Regions from separate parts of the Homo sapiens genome. Here regions 2, 3 and 4 are each linked to region 1. A link is a contact called in ENCODE Hi-C or POLR2A ChIA-PET data. All regions are on one chromosome and are shown on one strand. Each heading gives the region's core, a stretch centred on a gene start or an enhancer-like site at or near the end of the contact. The rest is flanking DNA. Distances are from core to core; before and after follow the strand shown. Region 1 overlaps LRMDA (leucine rich melanocyte differentiation associated). Region 2 overlaps LRMDA (leucine rich melanocyte differentiation associated). Region 3 overlaps LRMDA (leucine rich melanocyte differentiation associated). Region 4 overlaps LRMDA (leucine rich melanocyte differentiation associated).

Evidence for each region. A loop is a pair of places that touch in the nucleus more often than their neighbours do. ChIA-PET counts read pairs that join two places held with the same protein, here RNA polymerase II (POLR2A). Pooled maps may share reads with other maps.
Region 2: a loop to region 1 is called in a map with no recorded cell type, with 2.6 times the contacts of the local background. The contact joins two enhancer-like sites. A Hi-C loop is called at or near these places in 1 of 168 maps with a recorded cell type or tissue (PC-3), 2 of 37 single-sample maps with no recorded cell type and 1 of 50 pooled maps.
Region 3: a pooled map shows a loop between it and region 1 (2.4-fold over the local background). The contact joins two enhancer-like sites. A Hi-C loop is called at or near these places in 3 of 168 maps with a recorded cell type or tissue (PC-3, mammary epithelial cell and prostate gland) and 4 of 50 pooled maps.
Region 4: a loop to region 1 is called in a map of prostate gland, with 2.5 times the contacts of the local background. The contact joins two enhancer-like sites. A Hi-C loop is called at or near these places in 2 of 168 maps with a recorded cell type or tissue (PC-3 and prostate gland), 1 of 37 single-sample maps with no recorded cell type and 1 of 50 pooled maps. POLR2A ChIA-PET finds 5 or more read pairs at or near these places in 1 of 52 experiments (HEK293).

The regions. Positions count from the first base shown.
Region 1 is chr10:76,306,464-76,314,463 of GRCh38, reverse strand. All of the region lies in intron 5 of LRMDA (leucine rich melanocyte differentiation associated), which reads right to left. It overlaps LOC112268057 (a long non-coding RNA gene), which reads left to right. Exons shown (of 3, transcript XR_002957050.2): 3 at 7,835-7,918. Among named protein-coding and RNA genes, the nearest start is that of KCNMA1-AS1, 580 kb to the left of the region's middle. Within about 2 kb of position 4,175, at least 4 of the 41 ENCODE cell types and tissues checked have a DNase peak (open chromatin) inside an H3K27ac peak, as active enhancers do.
Region 2 is chr10:75,608,816-75,616,815 of GRCh38, reverse strand. The region is part of intron 2 of LRMDA (leucine rich melanocyte differentiation associated); the gene reads right to left. Among named protein-coding and RNA genes, the nearest start is that of MIR606, 60 kb to the right of the region's middle. Within about 2 kb of position 5,240, at least 5 of the 41 ENCODE cell types and tissues checked have a DNase peak (open chromatin) inside an H3K27ac peak, as active enhancers do.
Region 3 is chr10:75,636,781-75,644,780 of GRCh38, reverse strand. The region is part of intron 2 of LRMDA (leucine rich melanocyte differentiation associated); the gene reads right to left. Among named protein-coding and RNA genes, the nearest start is that of MIR606, 88 kb to the right of the region's middle. Within about 2 kb of position 3,825, at least 2 of the 41 ENCODE cell types and tissues checked have a DNase peak (open chromatin) inside an H3K27ac peak, as active enhancers do.
Region 4 is chr10:75,769,023-75,777,022 of GRCh38, reverse strand. The region is part of intron 2 of LRMDA (leucine rich melanocyte differentiation associated); the gene reads right to left. Among named protein-coding and RNA genes, the nearest start is that of MIR606, 220 kb to the right of the region's middle. RefSeq lists an enhancer at 1,958-2,252. Within about 2 kb of position 3,427, at least 10 of the 41 ENCODE cell types and tissues checked have a DNase peak (open chromatin) inside an H3K27ac peak, as active enhancers do.

The DNA.
Region 1 (8,000 bases), core at 2,926-5,425:
GAGAGCTTGATTCATTGGTGTGCTTATTTGCTAAACTTAAAGTGATGGAGAAAATGTTAATGTTGCAGATAGAACCTAAAAGAATGTTGTGTGACTGGGCACGATGGCTCACACCTGTAATCCTAGTACTTTGGGAGGCCAAGGTAGGCAGATCACTTGAGCCCAGGAGTTGGAGACCAACCATGAGCAACATGGCAAAATTCCATTTCTTAAAAACAACAACAAAAAAAGGATGTTGTGTCGTAGCCTAATGGTAGCAAAATATTAACTTGTGCTCCATACCTCTTTGGCTAAATATAATTGCTTATTTATAGATAGGATGTTCTGCCTTTATAAAAATTACCTGTGGTATTAGTATATTCCTTCTCATTTAATAATCTTTTCTTAATTCTTTGAGAAGTTGCTTTGTTGGGTATTGCAAGGCATTGTGAATAGCACAAAAAAATTGAAAAAATATTCTTCCAATATTCAAAAACTATTATCCAGTTCAGCAAAGTAGTTTCTTATGTCATTAACAAATGAGTAAAGTTCTGACATACTCATTAAGATAAAGGAATATCAAGTGGGAACTACAGTTGTTCATCAGTTGCAACCACAGATACGAGATACAAGAGTTTGGCCAAAATCATTGAAAGTATCTGTGACAATTAAGTGATTGTATGGAATTTTTTAGAAACAGTATTATATATTCAATTGTTATTTACTTTTAATTGTGTTCTACACATCATTTATATAACTAAAAAATGCAATATATTATATATGCATGTGTATACACACACACTTTTTTTCCCAGAGACTTGGCTGTTAAGCATTTACCTACACACCACTACATATAACACTTTTCAACTAGCTTCTAAAGTATGTTTCAGGCAATGGAGAAAGGGCTATTTTATAGTCTAGGAATGGAAAGAACAGTAAGAAAAATAACTAAGCTTCAAGGATTCTGTTCTTGACTAATTCACAATTTGTATATTGTTTAACTCTCTGTTTTCTGTGCTCTGATGCCTTATTGATCAAGATTTAGAGCCAGGCTCCATCTTGGGCAATTGACTTAAACTCTTTAAGCCACATTTTGACTAACAGTGATAATGGTAATAATAGTCACAATCATGATAATGATAGTTTAAAAATGCTAACGTTTATTAGCATTTTTAATTAGTACTTACTTTGTGTCGAGAACTGCGTTAAACACTTTCCATGTATTGATTTATTCAATCTTCACAAAGTTTCACGAGGAGTCACAACTCCTAGTTCTGTTTTACAGATGAGGAAGCCGAGGACCAGAGAAATTAAGTCCCCTGACAAAGCTCTCACTTAAGTTCTTGGGTAACTACTCCTTGGCAGAGCTGGGACACAAATCCAGGCAGTTTGCCTCCAGTTGCTGCTGTCTTGGCAATTACAATGTTATGCTGCCTCCCTTCCCAATAAAGGTAAATGTTAAATAAGGGTAAGAAACAACCATCTTAGCCACTGCTCATGGATGTTAGCTATGATTTATTCTTACTTCACTCTAATTTTGTTTAATATCTTATCTCTTCAACTGGACTTTAAGTTTCTTGAGAGGTAAAGCTCATGTTGTATAGCTTTTTCTGCCCTTCACAGTAGCCATGACAGAGACATGCCCATATTTCATAATTAAATAGGCATTATATGAATTAATTTTGCTTCTCACTTGTCAAGCAGAAGAGCACTACTGAGATCCCTTCTGGGAGCAAAAATTGTGAGATCCCTAGCTTCATTATAATCCGAATTCATCCATCAATTCACTGCATTATTGTGATGCTCTAACAACATTTAGATGGTCTCATCTAACTCAGACGAGAAGGCTACACGTGGCATATCTCAACTGGGTTTGTAGGACTGTCTTAAAAATGATATTATGTCATGGTAGTCCTAAGGGCTTGATTTATTTTGGCTTAAAAGAAGGAACTTGCCTCATGTGTCTCTTTTCCTCTCACGGAGGTTTTTTTTAATCTTGAGGGCTACGGGTCAAGTTCTGTCCTTGGAACCAAAGTACTTTTCCAAAATGAGTTGAAGCCAGCTCTGTCAGGCTAGGCCAGATCTGCTGTCAGTGCCTTTCCCAAATACATCAGACCCTCTGCTTGTAAAAATAAATTGATACCAATGCAAGAAATTTATTAGGAGATGACAGCCCAGTTCATAATGGAAATATGGAGAAAATATCATCCTTCAAAACTGACAGTTTATCCATCATGCCTCAGATTCCTGAGATATAAGCAGACACTGTCACATGCAATCAGCTGAGGACACATCTTGGATTTCCTTATGACAGGAAACTCTGATATAATCCAGAAGTAGGGAAGGACTCGCACTGCCCTTAATGTGCTCAGCCATAAATTTTTAGCATTAGCAGGAGAAACATGTAGCCAAGGAAATGAATGATGGGGGAAATCAGGAGGCCTGGGATTCTCAAAGGCCTCTTCTTTTCTCTTGGGGATGATGAACTAGGGATAGGGGTCAGAGAGGGTTACTGCACCACCATGAGGGACATCAATACCCTGTTATGTGTAAGCAGAGCCAACAGGTGGCAGGGCACCACTGCATACATACCACAGTCTGCTCTGTGTGAGGTTTGGGGACCTGGTCATCTTGCCCTGCTAACTGTTCAACTGTGGCTATTTTGCTTAGCTTCTTATTTATATTAATGAACTTGAGACAATTTAAGAGGGCCATTTTAATTAGGAGTAAATGCAAGTATATTTGTGGGGATCACAAGAGGCCTGATCTTTGCAGGCTTAATGAGGCGACCTACCCAACCCCATATGAAATAATTGTGTATTGTATTAAAAGCCGCTTTGGAAAATATAATCGTGGTAGTAAATTGGAATGAAATGAACATGGTATTAAAGGGGGAAAAATATTTACTGCCAATTTTATGGGGCCTTAAAATATTTATGTTTTAAACTTGCATTCTTTGGAGATTTGCTGAGTGTTGCTAGAGCTGGGAAACTTTTTTAATGAGATACGTGCATATTTTTCAAATTTACAGATCTTTTTTCACAAAAATAGAAAGTCATAAATGTGAAATGGAAACCTAAACAAGGCAAGTGCAGCCTTAATGGCCTTAGATTCTTAATTGACTCTTCATATTAGAAAAAATTAAAAGCACAGGAAATTTCATTTAAATGTGTGAATAATATGCAAGGAACTTTTGTTTTATGTCAGTTTCTATCCGATTAAAGTACAGAGCATTAGCATAAATGTGATAACCCAAATAAACTTGAGTTTTGCTGCATTTATGTTAAGTGGGCATGAATAGGATACGTGTGCATTCTTGGGTTACTTAAAAACAGAGTCAAATACTGGCTTTTGTTCTGCTTCCCAAATGAATCTCTAAGAACAGCAGGGAAATAAATTACATGTTGATCAAGTCTTTATTTCTTTATTCATAGGTACCAGGGGTTGAAAAAAAAATGCAAGTGAGTCTATAGTTCTCAGACACTGAATCCCTCTTTAAATGCTCTCACTCTTTGCAAGAGGCAAATGAACTTCTAATTGTTCACATTTGTTTCAGCCAATCTTCCTGATTCCCTTTCTCATGAAAGACCTAAAACTCTGTTGACTTTACATGTCCAAATTAAATATATCTGTGTTTTCCTTTTGCTTTCAATAAGAGTGCATGCCAGCATGACTTAACATTCATCCAGAGTTTATTTCAATATTAGTGGAAAACAAGCCATTTTTCAGTTTAATGAATAGCATCAGTGTCTCCCTTTTAACCAAAAATATGGCCTTAAACTTGATGGATCTCACCAGAAGGCACATTTTCAAATTATTTTTCTATTGGAGGTTATGAATATCGTTTCCCAAATTATTGTGACAGCTGTGAGGGGAAAGCCTGCATCACAGATACAGCAGCTTAGAAACAAAACTCAGACCTAACAAAATGGTAGTTTCCTTTGTGAAATGAGAAAAGGGGAATGGAAAAGGAAGCATGAACCGCATGGGAGGGAAAAAATACCTCTTTTGAGACTTATGCAACAGGAGAAGAGTCATGTAAAGGCCCTGAAATTCCCATACTTTTTTTGTTACTACCATTTTTGTTTCCCAATCATTCTAAATTGGGAAGGTAAAGGCTGAGCATTACTGATTCAAAAAACCTCCAAGAGGACATCTGATATTTCTTCCTTATTAAGGATGATGGAGTGTAATTGATGTGCCTGGAGCCTGGCCAATTCCAACTTTTTTGAGAATGCCGCTTAATGTGCGGACATTATTTTTGGACTACTGAACGCCAGAAAATAATGAGCTGGCATTCAGCTTTGGTGAATAAGACCCTGAATTTTCATCTAAAAGCAGTTTTGAGTTATTGCTGTAGATAAGGTGTAACTGTGCAAGGGAATTTTATCCATGTTTCTCCCATGAATCATAAATGAGGAAAAAAATTACAGTCTAAATTGCACTTAAAAGGAATAAAGTCTTTTCATGTCATACATGATTTATCAAAATGATCTCATTTTAAGGGTACTGTGGTGTATCTTGATTAATCGCATTAGGAAGCGTGATGAATGGCCTCTTTAATGGTAACACAGGATTTATTGGCAGCATCCAGACTTGAACCAGAAGGGTAAGAAGTAAAACATACAACAGATAGCTAATGCAGATAGGATGTCAGTAATGCGCTGGCTTGTTGTAAAATTATACCAGGAGCCTTAGTTTCAGGAGCTTCTGAAACTGCCAGAGGGTGGACAGCAAACAAGTTTTGTACAGGACCTTGGGTGCCACCTCAAATCCAGTCTGACCCTCCCCTAACTTGTTGCAATGCAAGTAAAATCTCTCTGCTGGACTGTAAAAATAAGGTGTCTGTGAAATCTGGGCAAAACTTGGAAATTCCTAGTAATAAGAGGGAGACACCCGCCTTTCAAGATCAGCGCTCCTTGCCCTTTTGCCCTATTTTAATATCCTCTTCACATTTCGCTTTAATATCCTAAATGCCTTTTTTTAAGCCTGCTCGAGTCTGCTCCCACTAATTTCCTCTAAGGCTGACAGATCAGAGGCTTTCCTCGAACTGTTCCTTTTGGAGCTGAGAAGCCCTCCTCGTAATCCTGCTGCTTGTCCGCAATTAATCCTTCCAGTTGCCTCATTATTACCTCCACCACCCACAGACAGAGGAAGCTCTGACCCACTGGACACTGGCTCCTGACTGAAGCTTCAAAGGTGCCAATCACACCCTCATCAGAAAGGTGCCTGCTGTCAGCATCAGAGGTTTTCATCCCCTCCTCCCCGCTGATCAAACATTCTTCCTCAGAAGATTAATTCAGAGTCCCCGCCCATTTCCTCCCATATCCTCTTTCCCTTTTTGGTTTACCCAATGATCCATCTTTGCCTCGAAAAGGGAAGCCACGGATAATAGAAGTCCTTTCAAAACAAAAGCTGGGCAAAGGCAAATTTAAATCCCAGCTGTTATCAACTTTTTTTTTTTTAACCCATTTAAACATCTTAAGGCAGTGAGGATTAGGGACTGGCCTGAAATGCCATTCTTTGATCAAAGACCCCAAGACTTTACACAAACATAATCACAAGGCAATGGATGCCCCTCTGAAGGCTGAATTGATTTGTTTGACTGCAGCGCCTGGGATGGTAGAGAAGCCGCACACTGACTTTCCTAACTCCCAACATATATGTCACCAGGCCAAGTGACTTAGAAATTATATTTCTTTTCTTCCTGTGTCTTAATTGGAGCCGTCACTTTCAGATTCAGACAGAACTATGGGGAGAGGTTTTGAGGAGAAGAAAATGTGAGCCATATGGGTGCTTGCTATGGCTTCTCCATCCCCAGGCTGGGAGGAGAGAGGTGAGAGCAGGAGAGAGATTGGTGAGAAAGCAGCAGCCCCATGGTCTCTGATGTGTAGCAAAGGTGACTTCACAGAGAAGGACCTGGGTTTAGATTGGCTGGTTCTACTGGAATCTTCTCCATCTCCTCCAGTCACTGGGTAACTGCAGTTACCTGTCTCGGTCCATGGAAGTAGTCTTGGGAGGGGAAACAAGCACGGCCTTTCCTGGGGCCAGTGAACAGCCACCATGTGGCTCCCTATCCATCTTCGTCTTTCAGGACCAGATGCCAGGATGAAACCACAGGAAAACCTTCAAGATATGCTTGTGAGATCGCTGCTATGACAAATTCTCATGGCTCACTAGTGTTGACACTTGCCATACATATCTACAGGTAGATCATTTCAAAGTTGCATAATAAAGACAGTATTTAAAGAGAAGGTTGAAGGGACCATTGAAAATTGATGTTCAAGTAGATGAAGGTGTCTTTGGAAGGAGTAGACTAATCAAAATTTTGTTCCTGGGTTTGAGGATTTTTTGATTTGGGGAGAGGGCAAGTAGGGTTGGTTTGTTATTTACATTACAGAGAGACTGTCAGAAAATGAAATTTAAGTCACACACAATTAAGAATTCTTGACCAAAATGACTCTATGGGGACCACTTGCTACATTTCCAGGGTAAGTTGTAGAATCTCCCTTGTTGAACAGTTCAGGAAAATAAGATTATCCTTTTGATGGTAAGTCATGAAATCCACCTCAAAGTGCTTTAAGTTTAAAAAGAGGAGCAGGGGGCTTTAATGAGCTCAAGGTATATGGTTTCATATACGGTTAGATCCAGGTGTTCAAACTTCTCATCAGAAATTTCTATCTCAGCTTTGTTTCTTGGTTTCTCCACGTGGTGGCCTCCCAGGAGCCCCCCACATCTGTACCTCACCATCTTCAAAGACAAAAGAAAGAGTTTCTCTTTCCTGTAAGTTCCAACAAAATCTGGGAATCCGTGGCCTGCTTTGGGTTATGTGCCTATCCTGGAAAGAATCTCCTCACCCATGAGAAAGAACCCTCTACCTGATTGAGCCTGGCTCCTGTGCCACTCCTAGTGCTGAGAGAGCAGCTGGCCCCATCAGACCACTATTGATTAAGGGTGGTCACATGGTGGTTCCACAGAGTTAGGTCTATCCCAGAATACAGTGTAGTGGACACCAAAGAGGCCAAAAGGGCAAATTCCCCTTCGAAAGCAGACGACCTCCTGTGTAAGTCTTCAGGAGCCCCTCACTGCATCCCAGACATTCAAAACATCTCATCATTATCTTTAGGCCAAACTGAACTCATTATGCAGTGGCTCAATCCTGACATCAACATCAACAAAAGGCCTCCACCTCCAGAAAACCCTCCCCACGAGGTCTTGCAGATATCATAAAGTTTATACCTTTCAGGATCTTAGTTGACATCAGGCAGGTTTATCATACAATTTTATTCTTCTAAGCTTTGGTATCCCACAGAAGATTAAAAACAGCCACAGGCATCTAAATAGAGCAACATGAGGGGTGGGCAAGGGTAGCTGCTGGGGTCACAGTATGACATGGAAAAAGAAACAACCACAAAAAGCTAGACTAAGAGCTGAACCACAAGATGCTGCAACAGACCTCTGAAATGATGACACCCCAGGCTTCCTCCACTCCTCCACACATATATATGTCAACAGGATAAAGTTAAACTCAGTGTGGTATGTTCTGTTTAAGTGAGGAGTAATACAGTATATTTAATTACTAATTAGCATGTGTCAAGCAACTACTGGTATCAATTCTGGGAATGAGACATCATACACATTTTGTCCACACATTAAACAGATAATACCACAAGAGAATATGTGACCAGTACAAAAGAGTAGCACGAGGAAGTCCTCTGGGAACAACAGTCTAAAAAGTTTTAATTTTGACATATGCAAACCTCAAAGGTATGGGAAAATTAATTCTAATGTGCATCTCTCATTTTCCAAAAGCATTTCCCCATTACTCTATCACTCGGCCCTCTTTATCTTTCAGGCCTATTTCTAAAAGAGATGCCAAGGATGTTTGCCTTGAATATATCCAAGCCTCCAGGTTCATTGTGTTGAGGATGAGGACAATGTGTCCTGGACAGCTTAGGTAAGCCCCTGAAGATCCATGCCCCGTGTCATGTGTGACTTAGGATGTGGAACTGAAGACCTAC
Region 2 (8,000 bases), core at 3,991-6,490, 700 kb after region 1:
AGTGCTCTATGGAGTCTTAGCACTATGGGTCAGGTGTTCAGATTTCACCAATGTCATGCTACAAAGCTACTGATTCACATATATACAACTGTCTTCATAAAGATTGCATAAAACCAAATTTTGAGATAACTCAGACACAACCTACACTGAAATTAGCTTTGCTGTATTATCAGAAAATAGTCAAACATAGTAAAGAAGATAATACAAAACATGTTTAAAGTTCTAAGAGAAGCTCTATGTACATACCAGGCATACCATTTAACTCATAGACTCCAATTATCTGGGGTGGAGATTAACAATTTTTGGTCATCTGGGTACCACATCACAATTTTTGCCATATCTCTATAGCAGCTGTACTATTATGTACTTAATATTTTTTCCTTTAATTGATTTACTTTTCCTGTTGATATGGTTTGGCTATGTCCCCACCCAACTCTCACCTTGAATTGCAATAATCCCCATATGTCAAGGGCGGAGCCAGGTGGAGATAATTGAATCAAATAAACACCACCACCACCACTACTACTACTACTGCTGCTGCTGCTGCTGCTGCTGCTGCTGCTGCTACTGCTGCTACTGCTACTATTACTGTTCTCATGGTAGTGAATAAGTCTCATAAAATCTGATGATTTTGTAAATGGGAGTTCCCCTGCACAGCCTGCCTTGCCTGCTGCCATGTAAGACGTGTCTTATATCCCCTTTGCCTTCCGCCATGACTGTGAGCCCTCCCCACCCATGTGGAACTCTGAGTCCATTAAGCCTCTTTTCCTTTATAAATTAAAGAAACAGTCTCTGGTATTTCTTTATTAGCATCATGAGAACAGACTAATATACCTATTAATTCAGAAATTAAAATATGAAAGTCACAGTCATAAATCGATAGCCAACATTATTTAACAAACACAAATTTTAAAAGTCCATTCAGTATACTGCCTAAAATCATTTCCTGTGACACCCATTATCCGGCACTTTGGGAAACACTGATCCAAAGCCAACCATCTCATCTGACAGAAGGAAATGGAGTTCAGAGACATAAAGTAATTTGACTAAGGTTACACAGCCTTGAAGTCAAAGGACCATTAACTCTGCTCTCCTGGTTCCTTGCTCATTAATGTTTTTTCCAATACCATGACTATTCAATGGATGTATTAATAGCATATCACAGCCATATTTCCATTAGAATAAGTACTCTACTCAACAATATTTAGGGATTCTAGTTCAAATAATTGTGCTCATATCTGGGAGTAATTAAGGATTTTTTCCTTTTAAATGCAGCTGTCATACAGACTTTTCATCAGGTTGAGTATTCCTAATCTGAAAAACCCAAATCTGAAATACCCTAAAATCCAAAAATTTTTGAGCACCAATTTGATGCTCAAAAGAAATGTTTATTGGAGCATTTTGGATTTCGGATTTTCACATTAGGGATGCTCAACTGGTAAGTATAATGCAAACATTCCAAAATCAAAAATAAATTAAAAATCAAAAACACTTCTGGTCCCAAGCACTTTGGATAAGGGCTACTCAACCTGTATGTGGTCTTGTTTTGATGTTGGCTGTCACATTTTACAAAACACTATGGGTATTTTTAAAGACATTAGTATCTTGAGCAGTCAGATATCACACATAATGACTCAGTTATGATTTGTCATTGAGAGCTAGAAAACCACTGCAGTCTTCAAGGTCTCTTTCCTCAAGCCCAAGTCTTTAATTAGCAGAGATGAGAGAAAGGACAATGGCCACATCCTTCGTTAAACACCAAGAGTCACCCAAGTTGACTGGGCAGAGTCAACTGATCATAAGCCATGGCTGTTCTTGAAATGCCCCACTTAGCAGTGAGGGAGTCCCCAAGACATGGTCTAGGCTTGGTGAGCACCTAACTCCATCTCCCCAGGGAGAAGCCAGCCTCCTCTTTTCCAGCCACTGAACACAGATGTTCCACAATGGGCACATGCCTCCTATCTTGCTGGTGTCCTCAGGTTATAACAAGGATATCCAGTCCAGGATTCCAAAAGAGAAGGAAAAAAAAAAAACAAACACCACTGATATCCACAAAACCTCCTTGTATATTAAACAGTGCATCATGAGTAACACAGCTATTATTCAGTGCATGCATCACAACTGTGTGCCCATGTTGTGTTGTCAGATAAATATATAAACACAGGGACTGAAGTGCCCCCTCTCCTCTCCACCATCCCTTCTAGGAAGAGGAAAGGAAGTTGGGCTGGGATAGAGGAGCAGAGAGATAGCAGGAGAGCAGGGAGATTCTGGAGGCAGAATGAGAGGGGAGAAAAAGAGTACTGGGGTTTCTTTCTTCCCTTTTCTTCCCTAGTCTGTGGCATGAAAAAACAATGGCTTTTCTGAGGCACTGTGCAGACAAGGCAGCTCTGAAAAAAACTAATGGCCGTGATTAATGACAATGGGCTGGAGGAGAGTGGGGACACAGCCGCCACATACATCATCCCTTCCCGTCAGTCTCTGCTCCTCCCTGCCCCTCTTCCTCCTACCAGCAAGGCATTATAAAAACGTCTTATCTGCTCTGGATGCTTATTTTAAAGCTGAAATCACAGCCAGACCTCCACCCAAAAGAAAAACAAAGAGTGAGAAAGAATGGCCAGAAAAGGATGGTGCTAGAGGAAAGTAAGAGAGGGAAGAGTGAGAAAGAACGAGAGAGGGAGAGAGACAAAGGGGTGATAGGGTGAACAAGAAAATGGCATGTAAAATAACTATAAGATATTCCAGGAGAAAATGTGCAGGCTGTAATCATTCAAGATTTCAGCAACTTGACTCCTCACATGCTGAAGCCACATTTTCAAGGTCTTATCTGCCATATGGTTCCCTGTTTGGATGATTTATTAGGTGCAGAAAGCATACTGATAAATTTTACTGCATTTCCCTGAATAGGCAACCTATGGTGTCAATAACAAAGCTCAGGCGGCTTTAATGAAAACTGCAAGCACCAAAGGGTAACCATTTATTTATGAGTCGCTATAGTATTACTAGGACAAAATTTATCTTCCCTTCTCACGTACTCTGTAGAAACCGAATCTGGTCAAAGTAACAGAGATCACATCCATATGTCAGTGGTTTGCTAACATCTCCCCTGCACGAAACACTGGCTGTTGCTCTGGAGAAATTGTTTGGTGACCCATTTTGCATAAGAAATCTTGTTTTTGTGAAAAAACAAGATGAAACCTGGAGAACTCTGCAAACACCATACCATTAGCAATCACACCTAAAGGTGCTGCAGAATCCTCTTGGTTTTCTTTACCTAGAAAATGAGACAGCTGCCCCAGGGGTAGGGATGAAAAAAGCGAGAGTGATGTGCAGATAAGGAGGACAGAGATTTAGAGATACTGTCTGATCCATAAATATTTTAAGTGTACCAGTCCACACAACAATGTTCCCCTCCATCCTCTCCGTTTCTTAGGACACCACTCATTGCCTGGTCTCCACCCCTATCCCTCACTGCCCCTAAAATGCCTCTTTTCTTGGCTAGTAGCTATCTGCAAGTCTGATGTATGTGTTATTTTTATAACAGAGAAACAATCCAACTTTTTAAAACTCCAAAGGCAGCAAAACTAATGACCAAACTCAGGAGGAAGTGGGGGGGATTGTGGAAGAAAAGAGGAAGAAAGCCAGATAGTGCTCTTACTGTTTAATCCTGAGCCACAGTTAACTGCTACAAAAAAAAAAAAATTGGCAAGGTTTTCAAGTCTACAGTTTTCCCCACTGTGTAACATGCCTGTCCTGAGTGAAGACAGCCTTGCCCAGGAACGTCAAAAGAAGGAAGGATAAAGAAGAAGTTCAACCACAATAGCATACGTTTGAGTAATGCTCTTAGCACAGCAAACCAACGAAAGCAATAGCAAAGTTGAAAGGCTGGGCCAAGTCTTTTGACATGAGCAAAATCTCAACCTTCCATTTTTTTTTCCCCACCAAAGTTAATACTTTGAAAAATGTCTCCACTAGATTATTTTACCCAGGTTTTTTTTTTCATTTTACACTTTATTTTACACAGTTTTTTCCTTGTTCTGCATCAATATTTTCTCTAATACTTTCACAGTGAGAGGGCATGAAAATCTGTGCTTATCAGTTCTTATCCACACTATTGCCTCTCTAAATCCACTACTCAAAAATATATTTTTATATATTTATATATACAAATATATAAATATATAAATAAAATAAGTAAATAAATAAGCAAACTCTTTGGAAATCAGAACAAAAATAACATTTTATAAAAGCCTCTTTCCACATCATACATAATAAACAAAAGTCATCTTGATCAGTTCAATTACTGACATTGCTGCTTTTAAAATCTGCTTAGTAAAATGGCATCAATTAAAGTTTAATGTCTTATAAAAGATCATTCAAGTATTATAGTAGAATTAAGAGGAAATAGGTACTGCTTGGGATCTGGCTATATTTTTAGAGTTTCTCAACCAGAGAGATTTATAAGAATATTCATTATTGCCTAGATTGCTTTCAATTCAGCCACTAGTTTATTAAAAGAGGTAGGCTAAAGGGCCCAGCACGGTTCAGAGCACATTCAACCAGCTGCATTTTCAGTTTGCTAAATATTTCAACTAGTCTTCAAAGGCACTGCATAAGTAAAACCTCGCACTTATTTTTCTACACACTTCTCCTCTTAATTTTTAACCCCCTGGGTATTTCCAAAGGAAATCTAATCCACATAAGTCATTCGTACCTAGCCCACACTAAATGGCATTTGAATGAGTTATATTGTTCTAGAAACCCCATTCACCTTTTCTGTTGGCCTTTTATTCTCTGGAGGTCCCAGTCTGGGGCAAATCAACAAAACTGAACCTTAAGGCAGCAGAGGGAACTGGGGAATAGGAGAAGGGGACCAAAAAAGTATCAACAGGGAGGACACCCAGCCAGGGGCTCCAGGGCAAGAGGAAATCTCCTTTTGCAGGCCTGATACACAGGACCAAGTCGAACAGTTGTTCAGGTTGTGCACTAGCTGACGGCATTTGGCCAAAAGGACAGGTGGAGACTGAAATCCAACCTATACTGTGCTTGCCAAGCTCAATTTCTGGCCAGGGGTTACATCCACCCAGAGAAGGGGAGCACATTTCTCTACTTCTCCCAGAAGCACTGTATGGGCTAGCTGCTGATAAAGTCATGTTAAGAAAACAGAAGTAAGCCAGTCACAAAAGGACAAAAGTCCTGTATGCATCCATTCATATGAGATAACTTAGAGTAGTCAAACTCACAGAGACAGGAAGTGGAATGGAGGCTGCCTGGGGCTGAGGGGAGGAGGGGAGTGGGGAAATAGCAAGTGGCTATTTAATGGGTATGGAGTTTTGGCTTGAGAAGATGAAAACAGTTCTGGAGATGGATGGTTGTAACGGTTACACAGCAATGTGAATGCGGGTAATGCCACAGAGCTGTACACTTAAAAATAGTTTGAATGGTAAATTTTATTACAATAAAAAGGAAATGAAACCAGAGTCAAGCACTGGCAGCTACACACCCACTGTGGACTCCGATCAAGGTCCTGCTCACAGATCGACTTTACAAGCCCATGCCATTGTCCAACAACTGAGAGTAGATCAGGGCTGCACTTGCCTCCACAAACGCCCAGCTACACAGGACCTGTCCAGATCATCACTCCTAATGCCTACCTTCTGCCTCCAAAGGACACCAAAGAGGCAGGGCTTCTCTCTAGGGGTCCTTGCCCCTCTCACCCTGTGCTCCCCCTGTCTGAGTGCCCCACCAGCTCCAGCCTCTGCAGCAGCCTTCCCTGTCCCCAACCTCATACCACCCCAAACCCTGTAAGAGTAGAGGCATGCTGTCACCCAAGTCCACCTCCCCTCAGCAGAATAGTTCATTACTCCACACACATTAAGTTTCCACCAGAACAAGGCCAACTCAGGAAAAAGAAAAATTTACGACTCCCATCATTTGGAATTTGCGGTAAAATTTAGCCTACGTTGGGCCAAAGAAAGGGTTTGCTATGAAAGCTCACAATGTAAACAAGACTTGAGGGAAAAACATTCATACAAAGAGAATAAATGATTCTTAAAGGTTTCAGTTCAACAATACATTTTAGGGAACATGTATTGCCTATTATAAAGACATTAAAGAAAATACATTGTGTCAGGACTGGGGAACCTGGGCCTGCCTCTGCCACCCGAACATGGGCCAGTCCCATAAAGTCTCTGGCCATGATCACAGTTCCCTCATCCATGGAGTTGGACAGAGACTCTCTAAGGTCCTTCTGGCCACGATGAGACTATAAAATTAATATACTGTACTTTGTATATTTACATACATGAGTGTATGTGTGGTGTGTGTGTGTATGTGGGGGTGTGGTATGTGTTTGTCTATGTGGTGTCAGGGAGTGCTGTGTGTACATGTGGGGTGTAGGGAAGTATGAGGAGGAATGGTGTGTATGTTGTATGTGGGGGTGTATGATGTGTGTGGGGTGTGTGTTTGTGGTGAGGGATGTGGGAGGTGTGGTGTGTGTCTGTGTCTACATGAGTATTAATGAGGACTACTTCTCAATAGAAAGAATTTGCCAGTTATTTCAAAATATTTTCTATACTTAAAAGTGATAAAGCTGGAACTAAATAGTGGTGACAGTTGCACCACCTTGTGAATGTACTAAATGCCACTGAATCATGGCACTTTCAAATGGTTACAATGGCAAATTTTATGTTACATGTATCCTATCACAATTTTTTAAGTGATAAAGCTGTATTTCTTTTTTAAAAAATTAAGTATGTTCACCAGTTCGGAAGCTGTAATTTACCCAGTTTGTCCAAGTTAGCAGGATTTTGCAGTCCTAGAATATACTATACACTCCACCTAGAAAAGCTTCTAGTGTAGGTCTGAGATCTTTGGGATGTGCCACACTTGGGCCAAGTCCTGGAGACTGGGCATTCTTTCCCTTATTGGGCCAATAAAGTCTAACAGCCTCTTCTTCTCACTAGGGAGACTACATCCCTGCCTACTGAAGACCTTCTGGGCAAAAAGGGTGACTGTGGATGCCTGCTCCCACAACAGGACCACACAGAGCACGCATATCGCAGCCTGGTTCCACCTGAGGCTCACATCATGCTCTGTAATTGCAAGACTCATCATAGCACACACTCAGGGCTTCTCAGCTCGCCCAGGCTAGGGCTCCTTCCAATGCACTACACCTGTCCACAATGCTTACCACCTGGCAAAGTATTTTATTCTAATTTTGCAACTTTTTAAGAAAATGAAATGCTTACATCAACTTAATCAATTTTCTTAAAAGGGGAAAGATGCTGAATTCGCCCAAGATGCCACATTTACTCCTTCTAGAAGTAGGTGCTGGAGAGCAGAGATTGACCACTAGGAAGGCCAATGGACAATGGTATGGCCACAGATATTGTTCAAATGAAGCTCATTGGTGATTATTTCTTAAACGTCACTTTCAAAAACTAGAGTTTTAAGTTCCAATTAATTGCCATTGACAAGAACCCCAGTACTTGACACTTCACTCATGAACAGCCCTACAAATTAACAGTGTGGGTGTGGGTGTCTTTACAAAGCCCATTTCCAAGCAGCGGCCTCAAAGCTTCATACCAAGCCTCCTCAGGGAGTTTTTCTTTGGAGCCTCCTGTTTCTAATACTTTGGGCTTGATTCCTTGATTCTAACCCCACCTCCCAACCTAGAGAGTGCTGGCTGCATGCTAGCACAACCCTGAATGCTAATGACCTCAAGGGCAGCTAGTGTTCAGTTAGGTGCTGTGCAAGCTCCATTGTGGCCCGTGAACAAACTAGGGAGAGCTGATGAGAAGATGTACACTCTTTGAGAGTACGTGCAGGTGACGAGAGTGAGTATAGTGAAGGGTCACTGCACCAGACAAACTGTTGGTCGTGTTGAAGTTCTCTGGAGACCAAGGCTTGGAATGTGGCCCTTGATCAAGACAGGTGACCCAGGCAGAGACAGTAACCAAAAAGGGATTCTTTGGAAGAAACAGTGAACAGAGAGGAGCTAG
Region 3 (8,000 bases), core at 2,576-5,075, 670 kb after region 1:
CAGGACCTCTAGCCACGTATTTAATAAACTAGAGAATCAGTTGGCGGCATGCAGTGGATAGAAGAGGGCCAGTGTGATCTGCAGGCTTTTCGGGGATGAGCTAGCACACAAAAGCCTAAGGGTCCAGTGTGACACATCTGCCTGCATCCTTCCCTGGACCCACAACCCAGCCGGCTCAGCCACCCTGCTGTGACTGTATTTAATGAAGCCTGTTTATTTATTTACTTATTTTGAGGAAGCCCAGAACCAGGTACACCATGCTGGCAAAGACCCCATTGTATAATGTGATTAGATTCAGTTATATCACACAGTTCATGAAATTGTGCTATGATTCATTTTTACAACTTAAATAGCTATTTGGTTGGGTTGCCAGGTTGAACGTGATAAATGTGTATGATAAAACAGAACAAAGAGAAGGGCCAGTGCCTGTAAACTAAAACATTAGTCAGTGTATTAACCCCTTCCCTCCTTAATTGTGATGCCTTCCTGAGGGCAGCTGCCCCACAGTCATCCTCCTTCAAACCTTGTATCTGGTATCAGAACGGTGCCACTGCCAAAGGTGATGATTTACCCCTCTTCCCAGCAAGGAAAAAGCTTTTTCCAGAAGGGTCACCATCCATTCTATCTTAATCCCTGTCTTGGGATAAGAGGGAAGCTACAAGTGTTCCTGGGTCCTATTTCAAAGTCTAATCACCTCCCAGATCTCCAGCTTACATTCTAATCCTGAATCCCATGTCTCGAACATTTAACTCATGTCCAACTTAACATTCAGGGAAATCATGATGAGATATTCACATGCCACCTAATTATTCTTAAATCACAAGAAATAAAGCTGCACTAAAAACAAATCAACATAAAACTCTGCTGAAATAACTTAGGGGGGAAAATACAGGACTCACATCACTCATATCAGTGTCTTTCACATTGCATAAGAGTTTTTTCTTACTGTACCAGGGTACCTCTCTATTTAAAGATATCCTAAAGTAGACTCTCTAAAAAAGCATATCATCATTTTGTAAATTATTTTTTTAAAGAAAATTGGATTTTAATTTTAAAGAATTGCATCATTCTAATGTTGGAAGAGGTCTTACCAATTAACTCCAGCCCCAACTCATTTTTCTTCATTTCACAGAACAGAAATCTGATGTGGCATATGTTCCAAAGATGGGTATCACACATCTCACAGCAATATGCCCTTCTAGAATGTGACATTGCCATTTCCTTATCTGGAGGTAGACTAAGTCCTTCCCTTGAAACTAGGCAGGCTGGCATTACTGTCACCAACAGAGTGCAGGGAAGTTACACCAGGTGACTGCTGAGGCTGGACCATAAAGGGATGTAGCTTCCATCTCATTCCCCGGAACACTTGCGCTTGGAGCCTGGAAGAGGACTTATTGATCTTCTAATAGGGAGTATCGCAACTTTACAAAGGAGGAACTGAGATTTAAAGAAGTTGCATTATATTTTCCAATGTCATACTGCTAACAAATGAATTTAGAGTCCATTTTCAATCCCTTAGTTATTTATTACACAGTTTCTTCCAGAGTTAGCATGGACAATAATGACTTGAATCAATTAACCTACTCTCTTGAAATCAGAATGTGTGTATGAATGAGTGAAATCAGTTTTAACAAAGTTTAAAAAAAAGTGTTAAGAGAAATTGTCAAAAAAAAATTTTTTTTTAATGTTTTAAAAAGTCCTACCGTGCTGAGGTGGCCATGAAGCCAAGCCCATGGAGAGACATTTCAGATAATCCCAGCCCTTAGCATCAAGTCATCTTCAGTCTTTGAGTCCTTCCAGCCCAGGTCCAAGCTTGTGGACCAGAGACAAGCCACTCCACTGTGGCCTCTCCAAATTCCTGACCCACACAATACATGTGCTTATGACATGCTTGTTTCAAATCCCTAGATTTTGAAGTAATTCAGCAAAAGATCATGGGAACACTAGGAAGCCTGAGGGAGCAAAGGCCATGTGAGAACCAGAGCCTGGGTCTGCTAACTCTAGAGTTAGCACTGTTTCCCCTTTACTGCCCTTCTGGTGTGACTTTCACATAAAGCAAGGTGTACCTATGCCACATACACCAACTTGCTATACCAGTAAATAAGGCAGGAACTAAGACAACTTTAGCCAAAAATTCATCCACTGCATAGGGAATCAGCAGAGGTTTCCACTGCCCTTCAGACTGGGAAAACCTCCCAAAAGACCAGCCAAGAGCTAACCCTACAGTGACCAGAAACAGCAAAAGTTGGGTATTTGGGGGATCCAAGCAGAAAATATATTCACTACCCAACAGTCACTGACATTCACTGGCCCGATGATTTGTTCCCAAGTATAAAATTCCCTGAAAAGCAATCACTACCACAAACGGAGGCCCTTATATCACATCTCCCACAAATTCCACTTTACTTCCAGCTTGGAGAGTATCAACAATCCCCCAGTTTGGTCCTCTGGACATTGAAGTCAGGGATTCAAGTCTGGATACTCACCATGGAACCAACAGGGAAACGTTCATGCTTAGCAGACTTAGGACTTGAGACTGAGGCTCAAACAGATGAAGACCACTACATCTTACAGCTGAGACTTTTCTTCTTTTCATATCTTTCCACGTGAGCCTCACACCAAGATAAACTTTCAGATCCACCCTGTTCATGAATCTGCGAAGAATCTGTTTCTTTACCCCCTTCTCAGCCAACAGAACCCAACGTAATGGTCTTTGAAGGAAAGAGACCCTTGGATGAGCTGCTTCTTAGTGGTTGAGAATATCATCCACCCCATGTTTGCTATGTGAGGAGTTATGAGTACAATACACTTTCTCTGCACATTTATCATAACTTATTTCCAGATCCAAAATTAAACTTCATGGCCTGACAAAGAATATTTATCTTTCTTCTTTTTTTAAGAGGTAGGGGTCTTGCTATGTTGCCTGAGCTGGACTCAAATTCCTAGGTTCAGTAATTCTCCCACCTCAGCTTCCTAAGTTGGATATTTATCTTTCTGGTAGATTTATTTAAATGAAATCTACCAAATCTATCTAAATCACGGCAAGGGCTTTTTGGCTCACACCTGTAATCTGAGCATTTTGGAAGGCCAGGGCAGGAAGACAGCTTGAGCCCAGGAATTCCAGACCAGCGTAGGCAACATGACAAAACCCCGTCTCCACAAAAAAAAAATTTTTTTTAAATATAGCCTCAGGAGGTCGAGGCTGCATTGAGTTGTGATTGCACCACTGCACTCCAGCCTGAGTGACAGCGAGACTCTGTCTTTAAAAATAATAATTATTAAATCACATTTAACCATTATTTAATGAACTATCTTTATTAAAAATAAAAACCAAAACTATAAACTTCAATAATATCTGTATATATATATATTATATATTAACATATCCACATATTAATGTATTATTTGAATTTTCTAAATCAAGACCATCCTGGACAGCTCAGCACACAGATACACCTTCTGTAGGAAGCCTTTCATAGTAGAGCAAAGGAGGACCGATGGCTCCTCCTCCCATCGTCTAACCAAAAATACAGAATTTCATCTGTTATTCTCTTTTTAACCTCCCAAGGGTGCACTGGCCCTTTCTCCTCCCTTAAGCAAGTCACTTCATCTCTTTCAATCTTAGTTTTCTCATTTGTAACACACTCAGAGAGATAAAATGACACAGAGCTCAAGTTCACAGAGCTTGGCAAGAACTTAAACCCAGGTCTCTGACTCTCCATAAAGTGTTTTTCCACCTCTACTTCCTTGTGTGTCTTAACAGTGGTGTATTCTACTGTTGTCATCCTCTTCACCAGGGCCCTGCAATCACAGGTGGAGTGCAGTAAAGCCCAAGTAATGCGGAAGCTGGCAGAAGAATCTTGCACCTCAGCACATCAATGCAAGTGGCCCAGGCCCCAAACTGAGAATCCCCCACTCAGACTCTCAAATACCAAACTGGCATGGGGGAAAAAAATATAAAATATCACTTGAAGGGTTTTTGTTTTGTTTTGTTTTGTTTAAAAAAAAGCTTCCCTTTGAACTCAACATAGAAAGTCAGCTGAGGACAGAGCCTATAGCTCTGCTCTCCCCAGCATTTTCACCTTGCAACAGACACTCCCCAGCCTGACCGCTATGGGAATGCAGAGGCTGCAGATGGGAGAGGGGCCTCTAATTTATTTCCCTCCCTGATTTATTTTCCCCCCTGCACATCACTTTGGTATGGCAACAATGCATAATTCGATTACACGTGATATATAAAATCATTGCAGCTGTTGAGAAATATTCACAGCAAGAGAATTTCAGATCTAAACTCAGACACAGATACACAGAATGCAGACACACAGTCAGACTTTGTGAACATCCTGCTAAAATCACAAAGGGAGGGGAGAAGGCAAAATGCTCTTCTGTCTGCTGATTAGTATTTCCAGTGTTCCTATCTGCATCCACTGTTCATTGTCCATAAATGCAGATTTAAGAGTACCTCCTTAGAAAGAAAAACATCTACCTGCCTAATGGGGGGAAGCAGCATCTTGGGGTGAAAATGATGGCAATGCAACAAAAAAATCAGACTGTGTACCATTTAATTTTACTTTAAAAATGCTGCTATGAAACCAGGTGCATTTAATTCCCTTTAAACGCCATGTAAAAGTTTCTCTCCCGCCTGCTCACTCTGTGGGCTACATACCATACCTAAGATTAATCCCTCAGGAGTTTTTTATTTCCTGTTCTGCCTATCTTTCATCTTCACCCCAGACTAAGCAGATGGATGTGAATTCAAAGTTTTCTGATCTTTAGCACAAGTTATGGAGGGTTATCTTTGGCTGTATATCTTTCTGCTGGCAGTGCTCCCTTGGTGATGAAGGATTAACCACCCCAGCTGTCTCTTCCCAGAATGATGCAGTGCCGTGCTCCTCAACACGACAGCATCACTTAATCTTAATGTCCGCTCTCCGAGCGCAGCCGCGCAGGACAAAGCCAATCAACATCAGATGCCACCAAGATGGACCTACTGCTTGGCCCTGGAGTCTCTCACCCTCTCACTCCTATTAATCAACATCATCCAACCCAATCCCAGAGTTCACTTCTCTCAAACCTAAGTTAAACCAAGCCGGGGTCCCTGTTAACCATCTGAAGCACAGGGCGGGAGGGGGCTGGTGGGAGACAATCAGCCGCTTCAGGAGCACTGCACGCCAAGCCGCATGGCTGAATGAGAGAACTTCCCTCTGCCCAACTTCTTCACGGTGCCAACACTGGTTCTGGAGCACTCAACATGTCTAAGTCTAATGAAATTCACCCATTTGCCATAATAGAGACTGATCTCAAATGAAGCCTACCTGTCTTCCAGAGACCCCAAAAGAATCTGAAGAAAGATATGTGCCCATTCACAGCCAAACTGTTTCGGCTCCCCTTCCCTCATCTCCACCCTTACCAGCAGACCTGCCTCTGCTTACACTTGTAAAGCCAGGTCTAACACATTCTACTACTTTTTGCACAAAAACACTTAGCCTTGCCACAAACAGCACAAATGGAAAGTCTGACCCAACCAAAAAAATGCCTTGTTTGGGTGACTGATATACCCACAAATACATTTAATCTGAAGAAGAATCCTATCTTCCCTACATTTTTAAGTTTACGTATCACAGGTGGGGAACGCAAAATGGTACTCTCATGGTTTTCTCTAGCTCTGAGCAATTACAGTAATGTACCTCCCTTTTCTTTCTTAAGAAAGGGAACAAAAAAGTCAGCCTAGATCTCAAAGGCAAACGTAATAAAACAGTAAATTATTGCTGGAGTTTACTAAACAAATGCAACCTAGTTAAATTTGGAAAAATCTTCACTTTTGCTTACATTTGCAATTTTACTGCTGAACTACTGGTATTTCTTACTTATGCAACATTAAAATGTATAAGAAATCCTCTTGTGTGCTATATCCAGCATCTACTCTTGATTTATAATACCCAATTTAGGGGGGAAAAAACACAACTAAACCTGATTTAAATCACAGATTACTCTGTAAAACACAAGCAAGGAACTATTCCAAATCCTAAATGTAATTTAAACATATTTATATTTTACAGTGATATATTTTCCCCATTCCTTGTCTTACGACTGTAAACTTTCTATAATTATATAAGCAATTTCCCTAAGGTCACAACATTGATCATAGTTATAAATTGCTAAAGTACAACAACACACAGTGTGCAGCAAAATATATGCTGGACATCACAAACGGTTTCATCAAATCAGGAATGGGTGGGGGAAGCAGAGCGAGAGAAGAAAGAAAGGAGACAGAGAAAGGGGAAAAAGTAACAAATTTTCCAAGAAGTCATTACACAGTGTCACATCCTCTTCCCCAAAGCCGTTTGGAACACAGTTTTTACAAATTGGCTTGCAGTAGGGCTTGGTTTAATTTTTGATGCTATTCTCAACCTTTTGCCTATTGCTCTGAAAGCCGCTTGAGAAGGAAACCTGGGAAGCAAACTCCAGCAGTCACTCAGTTAAAACAGGAAAAACCAAGATGATAAATCCCACACCACTGAAAACCTGCCTTCTGCCATCAACTGTAGATTCTCAAACCGTGTTCCTAGGAACCTGAGGATTCCATGGAGACACTCTCTGAAGCAGTTGGGATTCAAGCTTTCCACCCCATTCTTTAGCCAGAGCATCTTCTCTTTGGTCTGTATCCTGTATTGGGACTCTGTGGAAGAAATCTTACTTGGAAAAATAGTTTCAAAGGTTAAAATAAAGAGGAAAAAAAAAGATTTGGAAACGACCACCCCATGATGCTGTCCTCATGAAGGATGAGACCTAAAGGGAGTTATTTGAGGGTCTCTGGCTGTTTGTCAGTGCTGCTGGTGTTTAGGGGTAACACTTAATGAGAGAGGATTCAGGTGCTCTCTGCACACCATGCAAATGGGGTTGCTGTCAGGCGCCTCCAGCGTCCAGGTTCCTGCCAGCCGGGCTGACAGTCCAGTCACCCCTCATAGTTAACAATGCCACATTCCACTCTGGGCAGCTGCCTATTAGGAAGACAGCTGAGACCCAGAGGGGAGGCAGAAATCAACGTGTGACAGACACTCCCGTGATCAATGTAAAATAATCCTAAAAAGACCTGTGCTCTCTGAAAGCTTAGGAACCAAGTGGTTCCAATTTTTCCTTCTCAACATTTTCCAAGGAAGGCTAAGCATCTCCATAGCTCAGGATCTTGGTGCAGCTTTCCGAGAAAACTACACAGCTACACACTACATGCTACACGTGTTTTCCAAGAGGACAGCCAGTAAGAGATTAGTCTCCTGGAGCAAATGATGCTCCCCATGTCTCCCTCCACTCCATACCCCTTCTCTCTACTCATCTGCTGCTGCTTCTTTATCCTCTTCCTCCGCCTCCTCCCTCCCCCTCTCTGTCTCTGCCTCCATTTTTCTATGTATGTACTGTCAATAGCTCCCAAATAAAGCACATCTGCCTTCCTGCAACAGCACAACTTTCCTTGACCACAGGTAATATTCACAGTATTTAATGGACAAGGCACAGACCTGGACCAATCAGAACAGAACTGGCTACAAACAGTTCACAGTCACACACAAAGGTGAACGGAATCAATGTAAGTCATGACCCAACACCAAAAGAGAAACTGTAGCGTCTATCAGTTAACCTTACAAGCTTCAAAGTCAGAGAGACCCAAGTTCAAATCTCCACTCTACCAGTTTCTGTAGAACCTCAAATTGCTCAATTGTCTCCTCCAATAGAGTAGGCATAATAATTCCTACATGTGAAAAGTAAATGAGTCAATGCATATAAAACTAAAAGGTGGCATACTGTAAGTGTTCAATAGGTTAGATAGATACTTTCCCTTCAGTTAACTGTTTTTGGTTAGTTGGTTGTTTTCTGTTTTTGTTTCTTTCAGATTGCCTAGATGTGTGATGGATACCCAATAAACAAGTTAAAAAAAAAAAAGTCTTTGCCAATTCTGGTCTTAGAAGAAAAAGGAGAGATCTCCCGGCCCCAGGTGGACTCCACAG
Region 4 (8,000 bases), core at 2,178-4,677, 540 kb after region 1:
CCCTCCCCGGCTCTGCAGCCCTCATGGGCAATGCCCCCTCCTCGCTCCTTAAGCATATCAGAATGAGCAATATTTGACTGTTGATTCTTTCATCTCTGCAGCTTTGAAAACCTCAAACGTCATATCGGATCTACAACAAAGAGCAGGGACTTCAGGGGTTGACAGCACGGCCATAATTAAAGACAACCATCAGTGAGCTGCCATGTTAAACAATGCCACGTTATAGCTGCTCCAAAACCAACTGTTTACCTTTCAGACATTTCTGTGGAAAGGTTTAAACAGGTGCGGTTTAAATTGTTTTCATAAAAGATATGCAAACAGGAGATAGGAACTTTTCTTCTCTCTAAGACAGGGTAAAATGTACAGCATGCAATTCCCTTGCTAATAGTGTCCAATTGATTTACTTAGGGGAACCAATCTCTGGTAACTGATACAAATATGAATCCCAAAATAGCACTGAAAATATTACAGGGATACAGCCAAACATGGAATGGGAAATAATCCCCAAATTTCCATCTTAAGTTCCTTCTGGCCCATGAACCTCAGTTTCCCCCTTTGTAAAATAAGAAGGCTGCATTTCAAGCTTATGTTGGCATGCAGAACTCTTTTTCCAAATCAAGTCCAACAAATAGTACAGGAAAACCTAGTGGTTTCTGAGAGTGGATCAGGGTCCCTTCTTCCTCCAATATGCCCCCAGATGATTTCTAGAACCTTGCGAACTACTGGACTGAATCATCTCTGTGAGTTCTTCCAGGACCCAAATTCTCAAGTTCTCGAGAGAAAAAGCAGCAATAGCAGCAGTTGTAAAAGGCTTTCTCCATCATTGGTCCACAATGCTTTCCTCAGTGTTCAGCATCTAAGTGGCACTGAATGAATGTGGTTCTGAGTTGATCAATAATAAAGGAAGTTGTAAATAGCTTCTTCTCTGCTTCTCCTTGAGTTTGGGGTAAGGTTAATTAATATCAACAGCAAAGGGAAAGAGGCAGATATTAAAGCAAATTATAGTAGCCTCATGGTTTGCTAACTAAACTCCTCAAGCTGGGTATTCATAGCAGGCTCAGTGTCCTGGCCCCCAGGTCTGAGGCAAACAGAGGAGTGTGCTCTCTACACTTTTCTTCTGCCTCAGAATCTTAAGTCAGCATCCCCAAGGCCTGCACTTGTCATGTTTCCAGGTCTACCTCTACGCTGGAGATCTCTAGAGGTTTTGGAGCTCCTTGAAAGTAAGACTGTGAAAAGACAGCCAGGAACATTGCTACCTTGGACAATGCCATAAGAATTGAGGTGGGAACAAGAAGACTGCTCTGTGGAGCCACCAAGAGATTCCTTTGGAGTAGCTCAAACAGAGACTCCTCAGTGGGATGTGGGAGGTTTCCCCACGCACAAGAGCTGCTTACATCCTCATTACATATGACTCACACATGTTCGGGGGACCACTGGACCAGGATCATACTGACTGTGGTTAAGTCCCCACATGGGACATCATGACCCATTATGTTGACCACTAGTGGAATTTTCCAATACCTGAGGATACAACACTGTTAGAATCAATGCAATAAGCTGTCGCTCATTTCTTTGCAAGCTGAAAACCTATTTATAAAAGGAAGCCGGGCACAGTTGTGCATGCCTGTAGTCCCAGCTACTGGAGAGGTTGATGCAAGAGGATTGCTTGAGCTCAGGAGTTTGAGGCTGTAGTGTGCTGTGGTTGCACCTATGAATAGCTGTTACACTCCAGCCTGGGCAACATAGCAAGACCCCATCTCAAAAAAACAGATTTATAAGAGGAAAATCTCCAATGCTTGTTTGAGTCAGACCAAAAGAATTGCAAAGGCTAAATCTGACCTCTTCCTATAAAAATAACATGGAGAATCCTTGTGTGGACAGGCCTAACCTTCTTGATAGGCCCCTCTCAGGAAGGCCCCACAAAATCTACAGTGGAAGAACAATCCACTTCTGTGAAGGAAAAGTTAATGGCCAGTTGGTTTCAATTGACTAGGACAGAGCTAAGTGAATGTAGATAAACCACTTCCCGACTGAGGCTAGGCCAGGGGATCCTCCCCCACACCTCCCACCGCTGATATCATTCTTGAAAGCCTTGTTTCCTTCCAGCCTGGAAAGCTCCATTTTGGAAACAATGACCCTTTATGGAGAGCTTTCATCCCTGCTTAAGTTCTAAAAATCAAAGAGCCAATATGTCTAAGCTGCCCTCAAGGATCTGGGAAAACTGCCGTGGGTACGTTGTTATTTAGTGGTAATATCTTATTTAACTTGTCAGTTGTCTTGCTGTTTTCAGAATGAAACCAGATATAAATAAAGCAAAAAAAAAAGTGTTTGAGATAGGCTACTGATCACTAGTTTATTTTTTGAGTTGAGAAGCCACACAGTTTTCCAAGCATGGTTACATTATGGTAATATGCTTTGTCATAAATCTACTATATCCTTCTGCTTGTCTATAAAACAGTCTGCTCCTCATCGTTCTCAACTTGGCCTGCATACAGAACTTTTAACTTAAAATATCTAACAATATGTCATATCCACCAGATACATGACAGCTATTTCTAAGATACATAATATTATTAATTATTTTTGAATTTAACTGAACTGTTATGAATCCAAAAAGTATAAAAATGACATTTAGCCATCAACAGTTCTTGAAACATTATACACACAAAGAAGAAATACTAACAAGTCCTACAGTACTCATAATTTCAAAATTATACCCTTTGAAGCCAAAATGACATTAAGAGAAACAAAAAGGATGTAAGAACTTAAAAATAAAAATGTAATGCTTGAAAATATTAAACTTGTCTTCAGATAAAAATTAAGTGTGAGATAAATTATTTTTTATGTTTGCAGAACTGTCAAACAATGTGCTGTCTCCTTAAACTATTTAAAGAAATAGGGCTGGAGTGTGTGGAGAGGATCTGGAAGACATAAATGACACTGAGAGGATGAGCAAGAAGACTGACTTCCATTTACTCTGATTCACTTAGCATGTACTGAACACCTACCATGTACTCATACTATGCTGTGTATCATGGCGGATTAAAAGAATGATACAGACTAAGCCTTAAAGGAACTTACAGACTCAGTGAGGACATGAGAAACACACAAGATGTGAATATAATGAAACACAACTACCTTTGATTAAATGCCCAAATAAAAGCTCTGGTAAGTAATGTGAGCATTAGAGCAGGAAGAACTCAACGTGGGCCAGGATAGTTGAGGAAGCTCCATTAGGAGCTAGAATTTCAGCTGGATCTTGAAGACTGACTCATATTCAGAAAGATATAAAGAAGGCCAGAGGGAACTGACAAGAGGGGAGGCAGAGTAAACAGTGACCCAAAGGCTGGAACAAATATTACTCACTGGGCGAAGTGTGAGCTGAAATGAGTGAGTGGCCTCACCGCAGGCCTAGACCTCAGGTGACCCACAACTCAAGGACGTGGAAAACATTCATCATTCATCTGTCTCCCTCTTCCCACATGTTTCTCATAGACAGCTTCATTGGCGTCCCCCAGGGGCTCGGAGTTCTGGGGCTCCCAGTGTCCCCTCTCACCAGACCTGCTCCACTGGACCCACACAGGAACCCCCTAGATTCACCACCATGAGTCACAAACTTCCTTCCCCAGCTCCAAGGGCTGTGCTTTCTTTAAGAACCCATCAAATTGCTCAGAACTGGGAGTGGTCAATCCCTTCACCTAGTTAACATACTACAATCTTTCCATTGCAGCCTCTCTGTGCTAACCTGAGATCAGTGGTTCTCAACCAGGGGTGACTTTGACCCAGAGGGACATTTGGCAATGTCTGGAGACATTTTTAATTGTCACAAAGGATGTGTTACTGGTACCTAGTGAGTAGAAGCTAGGGATGCTGTGATACATCCTTCAACATATGAGACAGTCCCCCATAACAAACAATTTTCTACCTAAAATGTCAACAGTGGCAAGGTCGCAGTGGAATGAATATAGACATTCACGATACTTTTCTGAACAAATTTATTTTAACAAGATGGAGAGCTTTCCTTTTTCTTTTGTATTTTTCTTAAATTTTACTCAAATCCATTCACTTTCAGAAGGTGTACACCCAAATTCCAAGAAGCTTCCCAGGGCAAGCTGGGATGATCCATACATCCCTGATTAATCTGCCCCCCCCCATCCCACCCCCCCCAAAAAATAAGAATAGTGCCCTGAGGGGCAGGGCACTCTGGCTATGAAATGTGCTCTAGTCCTGCAAATGACCAATATATACCTAAACCTAACTAGAAATGACAGGATATTGAAAGCCAGTACATTTTGTACCTTTTGGGCCCTTCCACAGCAAGACGCACTTTAGGTACTTACATTTTAATAGGGAAGAACCTCATTACCCAAATATTTGCTATTCGAGCACTTTCAGTTTTGAATTTGCATAAGGAAACAAAGTCATCATAACTATTCATTAGCGAATTGACCGGTTCCCACTCAAACTTCTCTTCCAAGTAGCATTCATCCCTGATCCTTGTATCAACAATTTAGGCCCATCTGATGGTCAAATGTTACATAAGCCTCTGGTGCAAAGCAACTGCAAAATGAAACCGAAACTTCTGCAAAAGATGTGGCGTTTCACGAACTCAACTGAAGTGACAGAGAAATGCTCAAATTACACCCAAAACCATTGATCCTATGCCCTTAGGCCAACTGAAAAAGCAAAAATCAAGTCAATAACAACATTTTATAAGACTGACTTAAATACTGAAGGATTAAGAAAGGCCCTCATAAAATTGATAAAGTCCTAATTTTACAAAAATAAACAACTTTAATGATTGCACAATAAAAGCAAACATGAAGTAAAAGATATATGGTGCCAGCGTGTAATTCTGTCATTAACACTTATGGAGAAAAATTAAATTAATAGTTGAATTGCTTTTCTGAGAATTAGAGCATAGCTGCAGCTACAACTGAAAATGTTTTTGATACCAAATATTTTTATCCTTTTGGGTTTCAGCTTGCAAGATTAAATTCCAAACTTTTTTTTTCTAGATTTACTATTACATACTGCTTTCCATGTAAGTTGCTTTGCTTTAGCTGATCTTTTCCAGTACTAATTGCCTTCCTACCATGGGCCTCCCCCTGAAAACTCTGACCACCTGAAGCAACCACAGAGCTGCAAGACGGGCTGAATCCCTCTCCCAGTCTCAGCTTCTTGCCCAACCTGCCTTTCCCACACCTGGTGATTCAAGCCCTGTGCCACACCCTTCTTCACAAAACCCCCCCACCTCTGTCTGACTGCCACACCTGATTCTCAAAAAGTAGGAACTGGAAGGTATAAGGAAAGTCTGAAAGCAGAAACAGAAGGCCATCCAAGATCCATACTCAAATCTCATCTCTCTCAGAGCAAAATTCCAACTCCTAAGCAGAGCCCACCAGGCCCTGACCAACCTGGCTCCTGCTTCCTGACTTCAACCTCACCTTAAAGCTCTTTCAGCCTCATCACCCCTCTCACTCACCAGCCACACTGACCTCCTCTGGTCCTCAAACTCGCCAGGCTTTTTCACACTTTGCAGCACTGGCAAGGGCAGTGCCCTCTCTCGGGAATGTTCCTCCCCAGGTCTTTCCATTCTGATTCACGCGCCTCAGCATAAATGTCCTCTCTTGCAATGACTTTTCTTACTAGCCTATGTAAAGTGCCCTCAATAATCTACATATACTTAGTAGGTGTTAAAGAACTCTTGGCTAAATGGATGACTAGATAAAAAAAAAAAATGCATGGATGGAAGGAAGGAGGGAAGGAGGGAGGGAGTGAACCTGTGTAGAGTGAGCCAATATCTGCTGTCAATAGCCATTATCCCCTACGGCCATTTTCCAAGCAATTGTTTCTCTCCCTTGGATCATTTGAGACTGAATCAGTGAATCCAGAGCTAGGCAGGGAAGAGCCTGATTAAGGTCACCACACCAACCCCCAGGGACAGTTCCCTATCATCCATTTTCTCATGCTTTGTGTCAAGTCTTATTTCCAGCCCCTCCAGTGGCAAGGCGTCTATTACCTCCCCACGGACACGTCTACACACTCGCCCCATTGTGAAATTTGTCCTGATTTTCCCAGCCTAAATTCCTCTCTGCTTAACTTCACCCCATTACTCACAGCTATCTCCCTCTGGACTACAGCAAATGACAACTCCATAGAACTCACTTTCTCCTCCTGGCTTCCCACAAGTTCCCAATTCAGCTTCCTATTCCTTGATGAAATAGCGTGGCATGAGACCCGAGCAAGGAGAGTTTCCACAAATGTTCTGAATTAGAACTTGGTCACCAGCAGCCTCACTTCACCCACCCATCTCTCTTCCATCCATCATTCTCTTGCCCCACCCCACCCTCGGCCTCCACAAGGCCAATATGGTTTTATTTTCCAATTACACAATTCTTTCAAAATATAGTTCTGTGCTTGAATATTCACAAAAAGTTTCTGGAAGACAACAAAAGAAGCTGTTAGTGATGGTGGCCTCTGGGAAAAGAACTGCTATAGGGAAGAAGGCTTACTTTTGGCTGACTGTTTAATGCTATTGGCATTTTTAACTGTGTGCATATACAACTTTTTAAAAATTATGGTGAAATACATATTACATAAAATGTATCATAGTAACCACTTTTAAGTATGCAGTTCAGTAGTATTAAGTATATTCATACTGTTGTGCAACCATTACCACCATACATGAAACTTTTTCAACTGTAAGTTTTTAAATTAATTCTTTTTTAAGAGACAGGGTCTCACTCAGACACCCAGGCTGGAGTGCAGTGGTGAGATCAGAACTCAATGCCACCTCAAACTCCCAGGCACAAGGGATCCTCCTGCCTCAGCCTTCAGAGTAGCTGGGGCTACACGTGTGTACCACCATGTCCAGCTAATTTTTTTATTTTTTGTAAAGATGGTGTCTTGCCATCTTGCCCAGGCTGGTCTCAAACTCCCAGGATCCTCCTTCCTCAGCGATCCTCCTGCCTCAGCCTCCCAAAGTTCTGGGATTACCAGCTTGAACCATCACACCCAACCTAAAATAATTTTTTTTTGAGACAGAGTCTAGCTCTGTCATCCAGGCTGGAGTGCAGTGGTGCACTCTTGGCTCACTGCAACCTCCACCTTGCCAGTTCAAGCCATTCTCGTGCCTCAGCTTCCCAAGTAGCTGGGATTACAGACATGTGCCACCATGCCAAGCTGATATTTGTATTTTTAGTAGAGATGGGGTTTCACCATATTGGCCAGTTCTTGATCAAGCGGCTACACAAGACAAGAACAGGAATGAGGATGCCATGCCTGGCATAAGCAATCGAAAACAAATAACAATGTTGCTTAGCCAATTTTGATATGTTAAAATTTTTTTAAAATAAGGTAACAGATACTTGATACAAATTTTAAAAATAAGGGGAGAAAACGAATGAAATATAAAAAAATAAAATAAATTAACACACCTTTACCACCACCCCCACCATACTTATAATAATGATGGACCAAAATAAGTATGTATGTTTGCATTCACACATAGAAACAAGACATCTTAACAAAACAGAATTATGGCTATCACAGCAGTTTGCAAAAAAATTATTAGCCTTATTGCTACAAAAGTGGTTTGAATAGGAGCATTCCAGCTGTTAAATGTGATCATCAGAACACTGCCAATTTTCTCGGCCACATAGTCTTTTTGTGCAGTGTAGAACATGTTGCAATTAAGAGATTTTCACACTTCTTAATAATTCTCAGATTTGGAAGATTTTTCTTGTGGCAACCCAAGTGATAGTATCATACTCGGCTCCTTTTATGTAATTTTATAACTTGCTGGAAGTGACAAAGACTGCACATACAAAGATGGTGATTTTGTGTGTCTCCGGTAGCTGTCCTCAGAGTTAAACTTCTCCAATCTGACAGCATGAAGGCTGAAGCAAACCTCTGATTGCAATTTCTGAAATCAAAACACTCTCTCGAATCTCACAGGCTTCATAGGACATGTACACTTTGCCCGTCTCTGATGGGTT